Regions from separate parts of the Mus musculus genome. Here region 2 is linked to region 1. The links are chromatin loops, found by intact Hi-C in ENCODE. Cell type or tissue: gastrocnemius. All regions are shown on one strand. Links, peaks and the distances in the headings refer to the core of each region. The heading gives the core; the rest is flanking DNA.

What was found. Hi-C counts contacts between places; a loop is a spot of excess contacts. Peaks named below come from ENCODE experiments on the same cell type or tissue, not always from the same donor. Only the 100,000 strongest peaks of a DNase experiment are listed, where the experiment ranks them.
Region 2: it touches region 1 in a loop (2.1-fold over the local background); 2 of 42 quality-filtered maps call a loop at or near these places.

Annotation. Positions count from the first base shown.
Region 1 is chr6:37,867,119-37,875,455 of GRCm38, reverse strand. It overlaps Trim24 (tripartite motif-containing 24), which reads right to left and starts at 4,645. Exons shown (of 19, transcript NM_145076.4): 1 at 3,982-4,645. The coding sequence starts at 4,345. In gastrocnemius, for the core only: CTCF peaks have their summits at 3,964 and 4,559; DNase peaks (open chromatin) are centred at 4,156, 4,740 and 5,584; H3K4me3 peaks cover 2,613 bases; H3K27ac peaks cover 2,598 bases.
Region 2 is chr6:37,710,167-37,718,503 of GRCm38, reverse strand. It overlaps Gm38791 (a long non-coding RNA gene), which reads right to left and starts at 3,849. Exons shown (of 4, transcript XR_868982.1): 1 at 3,782-3,849; 2 at 3,049-3,355; 3 at 2,901-2,964. In gastrocnemius, for the core only: no CTCF peak of the experiment used is centred there; DNase peaks (open chromatin) are centred at 3,811, 4,104 and 4,919; H3K4me3 peaks cover 2,129 bases; H3K27ac peaks cover 4,388 bases.

The sequences.
Region 1 (8,337 bases), core at 173-8,172:
TCGAGGAGCTGAGATTTTAGCTTTGACCTAAGCACTATACTGGGAGAAAGACAACACTATCATCAACTACACTGATCAGCAATATGCTTTCACCGTGGCCCAGGCCTATGGGCTCATACAGAGAAAAAGAATTGCTAACCTTAGCAGGAAAAGTAATCAAACACAGAAGCAATCTTAGCCATACTAGAACCTTATCTGATTACCCAAACGGATGGCTAATATCCCTTGGAAAGTATCCAAAAAAAGGAGACTCCCCAGAAGCCAGAGTTAACTAGGGCCACTTGGGAAGTAGCCCTAGAATCAATGGGTCCTCTTCAAGTTTTGGTAGCCCTGCCACAGCCCAGCTCATGGAACCACTTAGAACACATTCCAGGCGAGGATGACTGGGTGAAACAAGAACTAGCCACACAGGATAAATAGAGATGCTGCTGGATAGTGGATCCATCCTTCCCCCTGAGTTGTAGAAGGCCAATAGTTATAGATCTCCATCAAGTCACACATCTAGGAGCCAAGAAAACGAACTCTTCAGACCCAAGTATTATGTTCCGAATTTGAAAGTCTAATTAAAGATACCACCTTCAGATGTAACACCGGTACTGAGACAAACTCCAACCAAGAATAAAAGATCCCACAAGGGATCCAGGATTGAGGAAATGGGCCTGGGAAAAACTAGGAGTTGGACTTTACTGAAATAAAGTCTATAAATATTTGCTGGTGTTTGTAGACATCTTAGGATGGGGGGGAGAACTACACCACCCAAACAGAGAGTGCACCAATAGTTAAGAAACTTCTTCGGGAAGTCTTAGGTTTGGACTGTCTCTAGCTTTGGGGTTCGGCTGCCTTCATACCATGAAAATGTAAAAGCCATTTTTATTTTCTCAGACAAATGGATGGGATGAGAGCCATGCCCAAGGTTTAGGAATACAAGGAGCATTTCTAAATCCCTAGGCCTAAGCCTGGAAGCTTCTAGCCTCCATTCAACCTTATCTTCTGCAAGTCTGAACACTGAAGCCTTCAGCTTCCAGCCTCTGTCTGCTATCCTAGGTCTATATTATTTTAGCCTCTGAGACTTGCTGATGAATAAATTCATCCTTTCTAGCTTTTTCTGAACTCTGGATGGCTGCTGGTTTAACTCAGCTGTTCTAGCTTATATTCACTTCCAAGCTGACTGATTCAAATTGGCTTCTCTTAGCTTCTGACTGAATTCCTCTGCTTGGAAAAAACTACCTCTCACTTCATAACTAAAGTACATTGAACTGAACTAAATTTAGTCCCCTCTCTTCCTCGCTGCTCTTTAAGTAGCCTTTCTTTCCTGTTTCTTGTGAGAGTTGGGTGTATCCTATCTCTGACTTGTTCTGTCAATCTTTCTCTGATTTATCACTTTGTCTGCCTCTTAATTAGAGGTCACTGTTTGGATTAAAAGTGGTGCACTAAAGATGTGTCTGTATTCCAGCCAGAAGGATCATAGGTATGTACTAAGGGCCTGCCTGTATTCCAGCCAGAGGGATCAAAGGTGTTTAGTTGTCTATATTCCAGCTGGATCTTATCCTTGGATATGATTGATCTCTTGCCAGAGTACCCATGTTGCTGGATTGAAATTCTTCTACAAAAGCTAGTGTCTCAAATTCTGACAAAGGTATTAATTGGAAATGGCATTGAATGTATAGACCAGAGCCCAGGTCAGGCAAAAAGGATGAATAAAACTCTTTAGGAGACTCTGATCAAATTGGTACTGAAAACTGGCAAGAATTAGGCCAACTTCCTCTCCTGCTCAGGACCCAATGCACTCCTTACCAGGAGGGGACTGTTCCTTTTTGAAATTATATTTGGGGGACCACTTCCCATCTTCCAAACTCCAAGCTATTCACCAAGCAAAAATATCCAATCATTCCCTTCCCTTCGCAAGTCCTCACAGGCTTAGCAGGAACTTGCCACAGCATTGGCCAGATTGGAAAAGGAGTCCTGCCCTCTCCCACCTCTGATGCAGCTAACGGTTGAACCCTGCATTTTCATCTGCATGTCCAATATATCAAACAGAGAATAAACTTAGTTAAGCTTCTGATCTTTAGAACCAACCATGCCCCAGAACAGTACAAGTCAACTATTTGACTCTTGCCCATAGAACCAATTAGTTAATATGAAAAGGCAAGACAGTACTGAGGTTCCCCTATCTTATATTTTGCTGAGACTATTTTAGGTTTGACCAAAGTTTGGCTTCCTTGATGGAGAATATTGTGGAAAATTACCAAAATCTAAGAACCCAAAGTCAAGATACTCTAGCTTGGCTTCTGTTAAACTGGCCACTTGTACAAATCTTCCCCTCCAGTTAACTGCTTATCTTAGCTTCTGTTAAACTGCTTGCTTGCACAAAACCTCCTGCTCGCAACTACAAGGCAAGATAACAGGATATGGTTTTTGCCTCTGAAAGCCCCTTGCAGGGCAGTGGTAGTGCACAATTTTGATCCTAGTACTAGGGAGGCAGAGGCAGGCAGATTTCTGCAACTTCTGATTGAGCCTGGTCTACAAAGCAAGCTTCAGGACAGCCAGAGCTGTTACACAGAGAAACCCTTATCTCAAAACAACAAAAACAACAAAAAACCAAACAAACAAAAAAAAAGCCCCTTGCTCTAAAGATATAAAGCTCTTAATCATAGTGCTGCCACCTTTCAATACACACTTCCTTATGTTGTGGTGGCCCCCAACCATAAAATTATCTTCTTCGGTACATCATAATGGTAATTTTGCTACCGTTATGAATCAAAATGTAAATATCTAGTATGCAAGATATCTGATATGCGACCCCTGTGAAAGGTTCATTCCACCCTCTCAAGGGGTCTGGACCCACAGGTTGAAAACCACTGGATTACATTTGCATTCTAGATACCCGATTGTAATCCAGCTGGCTGGAATACTTTCATTTAGCTATAGACTGAGTGGTGTACCTCTGGTGGGCTTCCTGCAACAATAGAGACCCATGGAAAATAGTTTCCTGTATTTAAAGACTGTTGTAAGAAAAAACTAAATGCATCTAATTCAACAATCCAAGCCAGCAATTGCATCCTGACCTAATAAATATAATTACTTAACAAATTAACTTAAAACAGTTATTCCCTTTAAAAGAGATGTTAAAAGTGTCTGGCTAGCAGGTGCAATGGCTCATGCCTGTTATCTTTACTCTGAAGAAGCTGAGGCAGGAAGATTGCTAGCTGTGGACAATTCTGGGCTGCTACATAAGCCAAACAAAACATACACACACACACACACACACACACAAAACCCAAGAAGCAAGAGAAAAAAGATTTCCCTTCCTCAGTTACTTCGCATTTTAAAGACGTCAATTTGCCCAAATATTTGCAATATTAAAAGTTAAAAACTTCAAGTGTTCTCCCAGAAATAATTACTGCACTTCAAATCACTTTCAACGATTTAAACCTGGTAACATAAGCAAAGGAAACTACCTGTCAAAAACTAATTACCCAATAACACCACAAAAGAGAAAGTAACTTCCAACTACGGCATACAAAACACTTTGGAAGTCTATTTACTTTCTATCGTTTATCGAATCGCTCGAAATAAAATCTCCGAAAGCAGCAGACAACAAAACAACTTATCCCGGTTCCTTTGTCCCCTACGGAGGGGACAGAGAGGGAACTCATTAAGGTAAAAAGCCCGGAACGCACAAGATTCGAAACAGACGGCAGCCAATCTGCAATCAATCATCAAAGAAAATCCCCATCACTTCATCTCCATCCCTTCCTCCCCCCTCCGGCTCGCATAACCCGGGTGTACACGAGCTGATCCAGATCATATGCACCCGGACAAAGCTTTGCGGAGGAGCAGAGAGCAGCTAACTCGCCACAACCGTCAGAGCTCTGCAAAAGTGAGGGACCGCCGAGTCGCTCAGCCGGCGCGGGCCCATTTCACCCCCTCCCCAGCCGCGTGACAGCGGGTCGCGCCCGCCACCTCGCGGGCCCCTCTCACCTTGGGTGGCGAATGGCGAAGGACCACCGGCCGGGGAGCCCGGGGCGGGGGCGGGGGCGGGAGCGGGTGGAGGGGTCTCTGCCGAGCCCAGCGCGGGCGCCGTCAGCATGAGATAGCGCTGCGGCGCGGGCAAACAGCGCTGGCAGAACGAGTGCAGGCAGGGCAGCAGCTTGGGCACCCGGCTCTGGATGTTCTGGTGGCACACGGCGCAAGTGTCCAACAGGTTGAGCCGGGACGCCTCGCCGCCGCTCTCCGAGTCCGGGCCCTGCCGGCTCTCGGCCTCATTCTCCCCGCTCGGCGCCGCCGCTGCGGGGCCTCCGGCCGGAGCCGCTGCCGCCGCCGCCTTCTCCACAGCCACCTCCATTGTCCTGCGGCCGCCGCCGGGGAAGCGGGAGCGCGCTCACCGCCCGCCGCCCCCGACGACCTCCGCAGCCGCCGCCGCCTCCCGCTTCTCCGAGGCCGAACGGACTCGCGGAGGGAGCACAGGGAGGAAGCCACCTCCCGAGTGGCGCGGCCGGAAGACGCGGAGCTGTCAACGGGGACCGGTTCCCGCACCGCGACGCCGCCGCGCGGGCCGATAGGCAAACCGCCACCGAGACGCTCGATTCCGCCCAGCGCGCCCGCCCGTGCCTAGCAGCCTTTCTCTCGGGCCCCTTGGACCACCGCGGGCCCCGCCCCCACCTCCCTCTCCCAGCAACCGCGGCGACTGCGAGCCGAGCGCCATCCAATGACCGCCGCGCCTGCCCAGGGGGCGGGGTCTGCAGAAGCCCGCGAGGCTCGGACGGCCCCCGCGGGAGGTTGGGAGTGGGCGGGGCTAGCCCCGCCGGACGCGAGGACCGCGGCCGCTGATTGGCTCGCTGTGTGTGTGTCTCTCTTCTGTAGATTGTAAAGGAATCATTTGTTAAGGAGCCAGAGCAGGCATCGGGTTCCGCCCGCCGCTATGGCCCCGCCCAAGGGGCGGGGGCTCTGCCCAGTCTACCCAGCCTGATTAATTAAGAAACTGCTTGGAAAACTGCTTTTACTACTGGAGACTTAAATGGGTAAAGGAGTAAGATCGTGGGAGGGCCACGGGAGGATGAAGAAGTAAGTTACGTGCAAACGAGAAGAGACCCAAAACCGGGTTGTATGAGCCCACATTGTGTGAAAGGGGGAGTGTGCAGGCAGCTTTACTCTTTTTGTGGCCTGAATTTATCTCTGTGATGAATTAATGAGAATGATGTAAAGGGGGAGAAATTACAAATTTGTCGGAACTTTAAAAGACCTCAATGGAAAAGGGTGAAATTAATTTTGCTTCTTAAATGAATAAAAGCAGTTAATTTTTTTGAGGACTAAATAAATGATCTGCAAGTGTCCATAGTACCTGAATATTAAACTCTTAAAAAAAAAAAAAAGGCAGACGTGGTAGCACACACCTATACTAATACTCCAGAGGCAAAGGCAGGAAAATCACTACAAATTCAAAGTTATTCTAGGTTTTAGTCAGTGTAAAAGCCTGTCTCAAAAGGGGGGGGGGGGACCTCAATTCTGGTTTTAGAGTTTCAGTATTATATTTCATGTCTTCCTTCTCCCGTGCTTGTTACCGGAAATTCTGGGGAGTCCCATGGGAAGTGCCACCTGTTACTAGGGAAATCAGAGTCCCCTCTTGAGGTTCTTAGTCTCATTAATAAAAGAATTTAAGAAGAGCCTCAAAAGAAGCTGGAGGAAATTTTATTAGAGTTTAAAAGAAAAGAAAGAAAAAAACCAATGCAGGCAAGCTGTAAATCTCAGCAGCTGCCCAGAGGAAGATGGAGAAGTGGAAGAGATGCCATGCCATTTGTGTTAAACAGCCACATGGTTACAGCAGCCACATGGAGGGGAGCTTTAGAGAAAGAGTAAGGAAGCCGAAACTATCAGAGACTGTGTATTAGGCTAACACCCAAAAGAAAAGAGAAGACAAAGAGAAGGTTGGGAGTTTCTGAGACAGAATAGACAGAAATCCTGGAGAATCTCGTGGGGAATCTGGAACTACTGCACTATGGGCCAGGAATTTGGGGGAAGAACACTGTTTATTAAAGAGATTATTCCTCTGTGTCTTTAGCGTGGCTGAAGGTGAACCTGCCTTTCTAAGGGATGGTCCCTTATCCAGGTGATGGGCAGACTCAGCTGGATTAAGGTTTACAGAAGGAGACAATGGCGTGACTCTACCTCAAAGGTAGATTTCATTGGGTTATGATTAGTAGGCAACATTTTTCCTTTAATGGACCTTTAATAAGAATAATAAAAATTACATTTTCAGCCAAAAGCTGCGTAAAAAGCCAAGCTCAGTGGCACATACCTTTAATTCCAGCCTTTGAGAGGCAGAGGCAGGCAGATCTCTGAATTCCAGGCCAGCCTGCTCTACAGAGCCAGGACAGCCAGAGCTACACAGAGAAACACTCTCTAAACAACAAAAAGCTGGGTAAAACCTCATAGAGGTTGAAGAATACTGTGAGAGGAGACAAGCTTTTGAATACACATGAATAAAGTCCATGTGCTCTGTAATTCCCAAAGACTTGAGGAGAAAGACCAGGAACCTGAATAATCCATCGTGGCCACATTTATTAAAGCAACCAAGCAAGCAATTAAAGCAAAAAGTTAAAAACCTATGTACATAGTCTGCCTCCCCCTAAGGTGGGGTTCAAGAGATCATCAGCCTTGAACATGAGAAAGACAAGGTTTTTATAGGTCAGAGGTAGGTTTCCAAATGGAGGAAAGTAAGTGGGGTTGTTACAGTAGCAGAATTTAACAAGGTATTCATAACAACTTTATGAAACAAAGGTAAGGCTAATAGGTTTCCAGTATCAGTTTCTGCTACTTAGTGATCTTCAATGGCTGATAATTTTGTACAGACCACCCTCCCAGCCTATAGCTAGTCTTTGCTACTTTGTGGGTTCTTTCTCCTAACCTTTCCCTCTTCCCAATTTTCACCCCCTTAACACTAGGTAGGAGAGAAACAAGGATAGAGGGGAGAGAGGAATTAGGAAAATCCCTGAAACTAATTCCTTTCCTTTTGTTTCTTCTTTGACCATGGCTACTAACAAACAGCAGCCAACTTCACTAAATGACCAACAACCATCAACTCCACCTTGCAGGGGCCCTAAAGTTTATGTATCCTCTGAAAAGTTCTCAGAATTCCAAACATCACACAATCACAGAAATTATCTGCAGTTGCCAAAACCAAGTCATGGTCAACTGCAGCACCACATCCTACAGCTGGGATTCGAACAAAGGCACATGCTTGTACATTTCTGTGTTTTTTAAAAAGAAACCAAAATTTCAGAATTCTTACTACACCTGCATTTGTAACATATTTTGTGTATTTGAGGATTCTATCTTGGACCAAAATTATTGTATGCACACACACACACACACACACACACAAACACATAACACACACACACAGAGGCATCTTGGGGTTTGGAGAGATGGTTCAGCAGCTGAGTGTTTGCAGCTCTTTCAGAGGACCCAAGTTCAGTTTCTAGCACACATATAAAGGCTCATAGCCGCCTATAACTCCAGAGCCAAGGGATCCACCTCCCTCTTCTGGCCTTCCCATGCTCATGCATGCATACATGCACATACACACATACACAATTAAAAAAGAAAAGTATAATCTAAAAGAACATTTATTAACATTCCCCAACAATATAGCATGACAACCATGTAGTATCTACATGTTTGACCCAGCACCTTGCCTGCTATGCTTTTGGAATAAACTTATAACTTAATCTACAAATATTAGACACAAAGAGAGAGACTGGGTCCATTGTGAGTTTTGAAACCTCAAAGCCCATCCCTGATGGCATACCTTCTAATTCTTCCTAAACAGTCTACCAACTGGGAAAACAAGCATTCAATATATGAGCATTTGGGGGCTATTCATTCAAATTACATAGAGTGTATGTTATATGCACTATCTGTGTTTCTGGCGCCTGAGGTTGTCAGATACCCTAGAACTGGATTTAGGGATGGTTTTGAACCTATAAGTTCAAAATTGCTTTTGACTGCTGAGTGGTCTCTCCAGTCTTTTAATACAATTTGCTCTTGATAGAGGATGTACAATTTGCTTTTTGGTACAGTGCTTGCCCATCCCAGGATGCTGGCATATACACACCCATGATCCTAAGACTTCAGAGTTGGGCGACAGGAGGGTCAGAAGTCCAAGGCCAGACTCCTCCAATAATCATTTTCAAGGAAAATTAACTTCCGTATTTTTAGCCTTCTATTCTGGCTTGAAAATAACATCTCCTTCACAGCCTCATGTATTGAAGTCTTGGTCCCCAGCTGGTGATACTATTTTGGGAGGTGGTAGAAATTTTAGGATGTAGGACCTAGTTG
Region 2 (8,337 bases), core at 69-8,068, 160 kb after region 1:
CCCTACTGAGTGCTGGCATGTGCCACTTGCTCATTATACCTGGCTCCAGTTATGGTTTTTCTAGGAACTAATAGATCTTCAGCTGTGGTCTACAAGTGGTTGTCAACTCACAGAAGACTTTATGTTCAGGGGGCCTGTCTTTAATGTCTCAACAGGGCTGAGCTGTTGGCCTCAGTGACATTCATGGTGGTGCACACCTGTAATCCTAACATTGTGGAGGTAGAGGTGGGTCAGCTTCAGTGAGTGACATGCCAAAAAAATAAGGCACTGTCCCATAAGCCAACCAACCAATCAACCAAACAAAGTAAATAAACAAAACCAGATATATTTTCACTATTTGGGGCACACCACCAAGCGTATTTGGTACATCCAGCCTTCCTCCTTTTCAAGGAACACATTTGTACTGGCTAGTTTTGTGTCAACTTGACACAGGCTGGAGTTATCACAGAGACAGGAGCTTCAGTTGGGGAAATGCCTCCATGAGATCCAGCTGCAAGGCATTTTCCTCAGTTAGTGATCAAGCGGGGAGGTCCCTTTGTGAGTGATGCCATCCCTGGGCTGGTAGTCTTGGTTCTATAAGAGAGCAGGCTGAGCAAGCCAGGGGAAGCAAGCCAGTAAAGAACATCCCTCCATGGCCTCTGCATCAGCTCCTGCTTTTTAACTTGCTTGAGTTCCAGTCCTGACTTCCTTTAGTGATCAGCAGCAATGTGCAAATGTAAGCTGAATAAATCCTTTTCTCCCCAACTTGCTTCTTGGTCATGATGTTTGTGCAGGAATAGAAACCCTGATTAAGACAAATTGGTACCAGCATAGTGGGGTATTCCTGTGACAACCTGACCATGTTTTGGGGAGGACTGTGGAAGGATTTTGGAACTTTGAGTTGGAAGATCTATTCGATGTTAAGAACTCTGTGGGATGTTGTATAGGAGCTTGGAAGATAATGTTGAGAACAGTGCAGAAGATGGAGGCCTGGTTTGTGAAATTTCAGAGGGAAGATTAAAGACTCTTTTCAAGGCCGTTGCTATTTTGATTGTGAAGATTCTGTGGTTCTGGTTAGCTGGGGCTGAAGAATCAGCTGTGATTAACAAGATACCAGAACTACTAAAGCAGGACCTTTGCATTACTGGGACTATTGATGCTGGTTAGCTGGAGCTAAGAAATTAGTGGTGATTAAGAAGAAACCAGTATCATTGAGGTAAAATCTTCTGAGAAGTGTTTTCTGAGAAAACAAAGAGGCTGTATTCCAGAGATAGCCAAGGTCGTACCTCGTGCTGCAGTGGGACTTAGTAATGTGTAAGGGTCACGCAGGTGGTACTGGTTTTGAAGGCATGAAGGGGTCACGCAGAGCAGGTGAGGCTCAGCACTGTGAGAGGCCATGGAAGGCCATTGGTGAAGGTGCAGCCTCAGTTGCAATTGATGGCCCAGGACTGAAGGGGTCATGCAAAGGATTTGAGGCTTAGCACCATGAAGAGAGCCTATGAGAGGCTATTGTTAAAGCCAAGTTACAGCAGAAGACAGCAGAATTTTGGAGATGCCAGTACCATGAGATGACTACAAAGAACAGCAATAGCAGTGTAGTACAGGCAGCTTGAGCCTAGAAGTCAACGTGTGTGCTACAAAGGGCATGGCTGGAGAAGTGACCCAAGCCCTTGGAGGAGCCCAGAACATCGTGAGTTGGATCCCAGACATTGGATGGTTGGAATTTTTGCTTTTGATTGTGGCTGTGCCATGATATTTTCACTCTTGAAGGAAAAAACTATTTTAGTAGAGCCCACAGTTAAGAGACTTCTAATTGTAAAAAGACTTTGGATTTTAAAAGAGATAGATATTTTAAAGAGATTGAAAATTTAAGAATATGTAAAGACTGTGGGACGTTTAAAGTTATTTAGACCTTGGGAATGAATAAGAATGTAAGGGTTGAGACTTAATAATGATGTGTTTGTGTGCCAAGTTGACAAGAGGTCAATTGTATTGGCTAGTTTTGTGTCAACTTGACACAGGCTGGAGTTGTCACAGAGAAAGGAGCTTCAGTTGGGGAAGTGCCTCCATGAGATCCAGCTGTGGGGCATTTTCCTCAGTTAGTGATCTAGAGGGGAGTTCCCCTTGTGGGTGGTGCCATTCCTGGGCTGATAGGATTGGGTTCTATAAGAAAGCAGGCTGAGCAAGCCAGGGAACGCAAGCCAGTAAGTAACGTCCTTCAATGGCCTCTGCTCCTGCTTCCTGACCAGCTTGAGTTCCAGTCCTGACTTCATTTGGTGATGAACAGCAGTATGGAAGTGTAAGCTGAATAAACCCTTTCCTCCCTAACTTGCTTCTTGGTCATGATGTTTGTGCAGGAATAGAAACCCTGAGTAAGACAACATTTCATTTTGACTTTCCTCATTACTAGCTCTTGGGATCATTTGAGCATGATTAGTTGATATCAGACTCAAGCCCAGGCATGAAGTCTGTCCGTGTTCTTGTCATGGTTACTATTGTTGTGATGAAATACCCTGGCCAAAAAAAGCAGGCCAGGGAGGAAAGGGTTTATTTAGCGTATGCATCACAGTTCATCATTATCACCATCAACCAGAACAGGAACTCAAACAGGGCAGGAACCTGGAGGCAGGGGTCTTGCAGAGGCCATGGAGGGGTGCTGCTTACTGGCTTGCTTCCCCTGGCTTGTTCAGCCTGTTTTCTTATAGAACCCAGGACCATCAACCCAGGGTGGTACTATCCACAATGGGCTGGGTCCTCCCCCATACTCACTAACTAAAAACAATTGCTCTATTAGCTTGCCCATAGCTCCATATCATGGAGGCATTTTCTCAGCTGAGACTCCCTTCTTTCTGATGACTCGCTTGCATCAAGTTGCTGTAGACCAGCCAGCACAGCCCTCAAGTTTCCATCTATGGTATTACCTCTTACTAAGTCTGGAGATGTTCAGATAGTTTTCTTGCAGTTCATCTCTTATTATTTCTATACCTAGCAAGAAAGGGAATGATGTGAATATATAGGGTATAATGTTTTCCTTTAGCATTTGCAGGTTATAAATAATAGAATTCATACCTGTGGAAGGAAGTCTCTGCCTTCACGTGGAGCTAGTCATATGTAGTTCTGCAGTATTGTTTCCCTAGAGAGTTGATGCTATAGTTCAGATAGTAAGTAGCCACTCAGAAAGCTCGTGCATTGAAGACTTGATCCTGTATATGCGAGCACTATTCAGACATGCGGCCTTGGGGAAGTGGATCATGAAGGCTCTTCCTTTTGCCGCTGGATACACCATTGTTGACAGTGGAACTATGGGACCTCATTAGGGTAACTGGATCCCTTAGGGTGTGTCCGAGATCTCTTCCTGTGACTCCTTCTTTGTTTTCTGTCAATGTGAAGTCGTGAGACCAAATATGTCAGTCTTCTTTTTAAGCCCCTCCCCTTCTCTAATATTTGTCACATCACTATTAAACTGGATGCGGGCAGACATGCCAGCACTGAGGAGGTGGAGGCAGAAGGACCCTAGGCCACATGAGGACCTTTTCCAAAACAAACAAACAAACAAACAAACAAACAAACAAATCAAGCCACAGAAATAAAAAGGTCTGACCATTACAGCCACCTCCCACTCCCTTGTACAGCTGAACCTTTGATGAGCTTTTGAACTCCATTCAAATGTAACCCTGGAGCACTGCTACCGCATCTGCTCCTCCTCTGCCCCCCCCCCCCCCCCCCCCAGCAAGCTCTGCTTTCTCAGTGGCAACCGGCTCTACCCTGCATTGTTTATAGAGCTAGCCAGCTCTGTGCTCACCAGCTGTGAGACCAGTGCTTCTTGGGGACAAGGACCTGCCCTTTTCCTTTCTCCCTGGAAGAACTGTTTTCAGGGTACTGAGCAGGGGATGGTGGAGGTTTGCTGAGAGGTTATTCATAGTTCTGGGAGAAGGAAACCACCCTGGTATCTCATGTTACCTGGCCTGTGACTCGGGTTGTCAGGAAAGGACTATTTACATGAAACTCTAGGGTGCATGTGCCAAGGCTATGGCCCTGCCTGGATCAGCAAAGCCTGAGCTGTAAAATCGGTCGTGGAACACATCCTGGGTCTCTGCTGCTGCTGGTACAGACTGGCCTGCATACATCTCCTGCTGAGATCTTGGCACCCAAGCATACTGTGTGAAGCTTAAAGACGAAGCCACTTCCCCTTCCTCTCTGCCAGCTCTTAGAACTCTATAGTGGTGTAATCACTCTGTGGCTCACTGAGATGACAAATCTCTTTGCATTAATAGCACTCAGTGACCTTAATTCTCAGGTGTGAGCACGGGAAACACATGTCCTTAAGTCTTCTCTGTTATATCATTTTAAAGTCCCTACCTATAATATTGGGATTGAACAAACTTTTTTCCCCTATTTCTTTTTCTGTTTTGTTTGTCTGTTTAGGACAGGGTCTCTCTATGTAGCCCTAGATGTAGACCAGGTTTGCCTGGAACTGACAATCATTTGACTCTCTGCTTCTCACATGCTGGGATTAAGGGTGGGTGCTACCGTTATGACTTAAACATAAATTTCCTACTGTTTCATGCTTCTTTAGATCAATAAAAATAGGTCTTTTCATGCTTGCTGTTTTCCCAACTGGTAGATAGTTATCACTCCAAGTGTGTCTGTGGTTTGAAGTGTAACGAACAGACCCCCAGACCTTAGCACAACTGACACAATGGTAGATACAGCATTAAAACCCAGCATGAAGGCTCCAACATCTGCCAACATGGAAGCAAAGACCTTATCCATCAAAGACCCTAGTGCATAGCTCGAGGATTCAGGAAAGTCCCAAAATGGACTAACCTTACCTTTTTGGCTTCTGTAGCTCTGCTTCTTGCTAACCATTGTGTGCCAACCAGGATGTGGGTTTTGTGTATAAAAGACAAAGGCCGGTGAGGATCAGGGCTACATGATTTGGGCAAGTTCCAGTGAGGCCAGCAGCCAGCAACAGACTTTCTGTCTGGCTTTAAGAGTATCTGTGTACTGCTGGACAGTGGTGGCGCATGCCATTAATCCCAGCACTTGGGAGGCAGGGTGATTTCTGAATTCGAGGCCAGCCTGGTCTACAGAGTGATTTCCAGGACAGCCAGGGCTACACAGAGAAACCCTGTCTGGAAAAACCAAACCAAACAACCAAACAACCAAACAACCAAACAAACAACCAACCAACCAACCAACCAAACAAACAAACAAACAAACAGAGTGTCTGTGTGTGTTCTCTGTTAGATTTTTGAAACATAAGAAATAAACAGTATTACTAGATGCTGTCAACTAAAGTAGAAGCCTACATCAATGTATAAGAAGGAGATATTGATGAGACATACACGGAGATTCAGGGTACCACTTCATAATGGGCTAATTGATTATTTTATAATAAGGAAACAATTGGCTAGGAAATTCTGCATCAGCATTATTGGCAAAAAAGTAAGTCATGTAGTCTGTGATCAATTGAAGATAAATGCAAGTATTTTCCAGACCTTTTTCTTTAGTTTTACGTGATTGAAACAAACTTGAAACTTGTATCATGCTTGTAGGAATAGTATCTCTATTCTTATTACCAGGGAAGGGGTAGTAGGGGTGAGAGTCAAAAGGAAAGGGAGATGAGGAAAAGTAAAATACTCTAATACTGGGGGGTGTAGCTCAGTGGTTGGAGCACTTGCCTGGCACATATGATGTGCATCCTAGGTTCTATCTCCAGTATTGCAAATAGCAGACAAAAACACTGATTGATTTTTATAAAGCAAAGGAAAAATATTTGGTTAATCTTGTTTATGTGTATTCAAATAATTCCTTCCTAGAGTGGACAATGATACTTATTGACTTGCTTGTTTGCCTGCCTATATGTCATGTCTAAGGTTGTCCTTTGATCTCCATAAATACATCATGCATGAGTATACCTGCACACACATGCGTATAAGCACACACACACACACACACACACACACATGCACATACACACTTAATTTACAAATTAAAAAAATTTAATTAAAAAAATATATAAATTTAAGATTTCTAGTATAGTGGGTTCTCTCTCTCTCTCTCTCACACACACACACATATATGTATATATATATACATATATATATACATACTATAGAATGATTAATATGATCAAGTTAATGTGCAAATCCATAATTTCAGATGCTTCTATTTCATTGTACTAAGAGCACTTAAGATCTCTTCTTGTAGAAAATATCAATTATTCAATACAGTATTATAACTCCAGTCATCATACTGCACATTAGGTCTTGAGAACTCCTTATTTCTTTTGTTAGTAGTGGTAGTGGGTTTTGTTTTTGGAGACAGGGTCTCTCACTGTAGCCCAGGATAGCCTGGAACTTGATCAGGTATTCTACTTAGTTTGATTTTGAACTCACAATCCAGATTTAAACTCCCAAGTTCTGGGATTGCCAGGCATGAACCAGCAGGCCAAGTTTAGAATTTATTCACCTTAGAACTGAAATGTTATACCTTTCCCCCACTCCCCCGCACCCCACTGCTGGCAGCTCCCAGTGGCTGTGTTCCTATGTGAGGGAGCACACACACAGTGCTTGCCTTTGTCCTTATTGTTTTACTTAATACCCATAGAGTTCATCCAGATTGTCTCACATGACAGCACTTTGCTTCTCCCTTTCATTGTCTTGTTTCTCCTTCTGAGACAGGATCTCCTTCTGTAACCCAGGCTGAAATCAAACTTGTGTTCCTTTGGCTTCCTGAGTTACAAGTATGTGCCACCATGCCTCTTTAAGATTGCTTTTTAAAAAGTGCTAAATAATGGTCCATTGTTAATACATGCCATGGCATCTTTATCCATTGATGGATGAGTGGACTTATTTCTATTTTCAGCTCCTGTGGATAAGCAGGGGTCTCGAGGCCTCTTTGAGATACTGATTTTGTTTCCTTCAGAATCTTAAAAGTGTGACTGTTCTAGTTTAATTTTTCCCGTTTTTTTTGTAACTCTATTTACACACACACACACACACACACACACACACACACATATATATATATATATATATATATTGCCAAAGTTGAAGGGTACACTTAATTAATTTATGTATTTGTGTCGAGGTAGGCATATCAGAGGACAAGCTGTAGGACTTGATACACTTCTTTCATCATGTGGGTTCTGGGGCTGCAACTCAGGTTGTCAGGGTTGGCAGCCCATCTCATGGGCCCCTTTAAACACTTAGTCTCTATCATTCTTGATGATAGTCATCCTAATGGAGTGACATTGGTATCCTACTGTGATTTTCCTTTGTATTAATTTGAAAATTAGTACTGTTGATTCCTCTTCTTCTTCTTCTTCTTCTTTCTTTCTTTCTTTCTTTCTTTTTTTTTTTTTTTTGGTTTTTTGAGACAGGGTTTCTCTGTGTAGCCCTGGCTGTCCTGGAACTGTAGACCAGGCTGGCCTTGAACTCAGAAATTCGCTTGTCTCTGCCTCCCGAGTACTGGAATTAAAGGCGTGCGCCACCACCGCCTGGCCACTTGTAATTCTTTAGGAACGTGTGTATTTGGCTTCTTTGTTCACTGTGCAAACAGTCCATTTGGCTTTTGCTATTGACTTGCGAGAGTTCCTTACAGACTTTGTGTAATAACTTCTTACCAGATTCGTGACTTGCAGGTGCTTCCTCTCATTCAGACAGAGACTGGTGGTTTCGTCTTCTGTTCTACAGAAGAGTGTAAGTTTGAGGGAGTCTTACTTATTTAGTCTTTAGCTGCTTGGGCTTTGGTTGTCATATCCAAAACATTATTCTAAGAACAATGGCAAGGAGTTTTATGGCTTTCCTCCCAGAATGATTTATTAATATATTTTGGGGAAGGATATATGTTGGCCATAGTTTTGAAATCTTGGTCCACAATCATCTGACTGAACTGTTAGTGGACATTTCATGAGGCAGAGGGCATGGCAGAACAAACCTATTATTGTGGTTTGAATAGGAATGGTCCCCAGAGACTCACTTGTTTGAATGCTTGGCTATGGGGAGTAGCACTGTTAGGAAATGTGGCCTTGTTGGAATAGGTGTGGTCTAGAAGGAAGAAGTGTGCTACTGTGGCGTCAGGCTTTGAGGTCTCATATGATCAAGCTAAGCCTAGTGTGGCATTCACTTCTGCTGCCTGTGAATCAAGATGTAGAACTCTCAGCTCCTTCTCCATCAAGATGTAGAACTTTCAGCTCCTTCTCCAGCACTGTGTCTGCCTGCATGTTGCCATGCTTCCCACCATGACAATAATGAACTAAACCTCTGAAACTGTAAGCCAGTCCCAATTAAATGTTCTCCTTTATAAATATTGCTGTGGTCATTGTGTCTCTTCACAACAGTAAAAACCCTA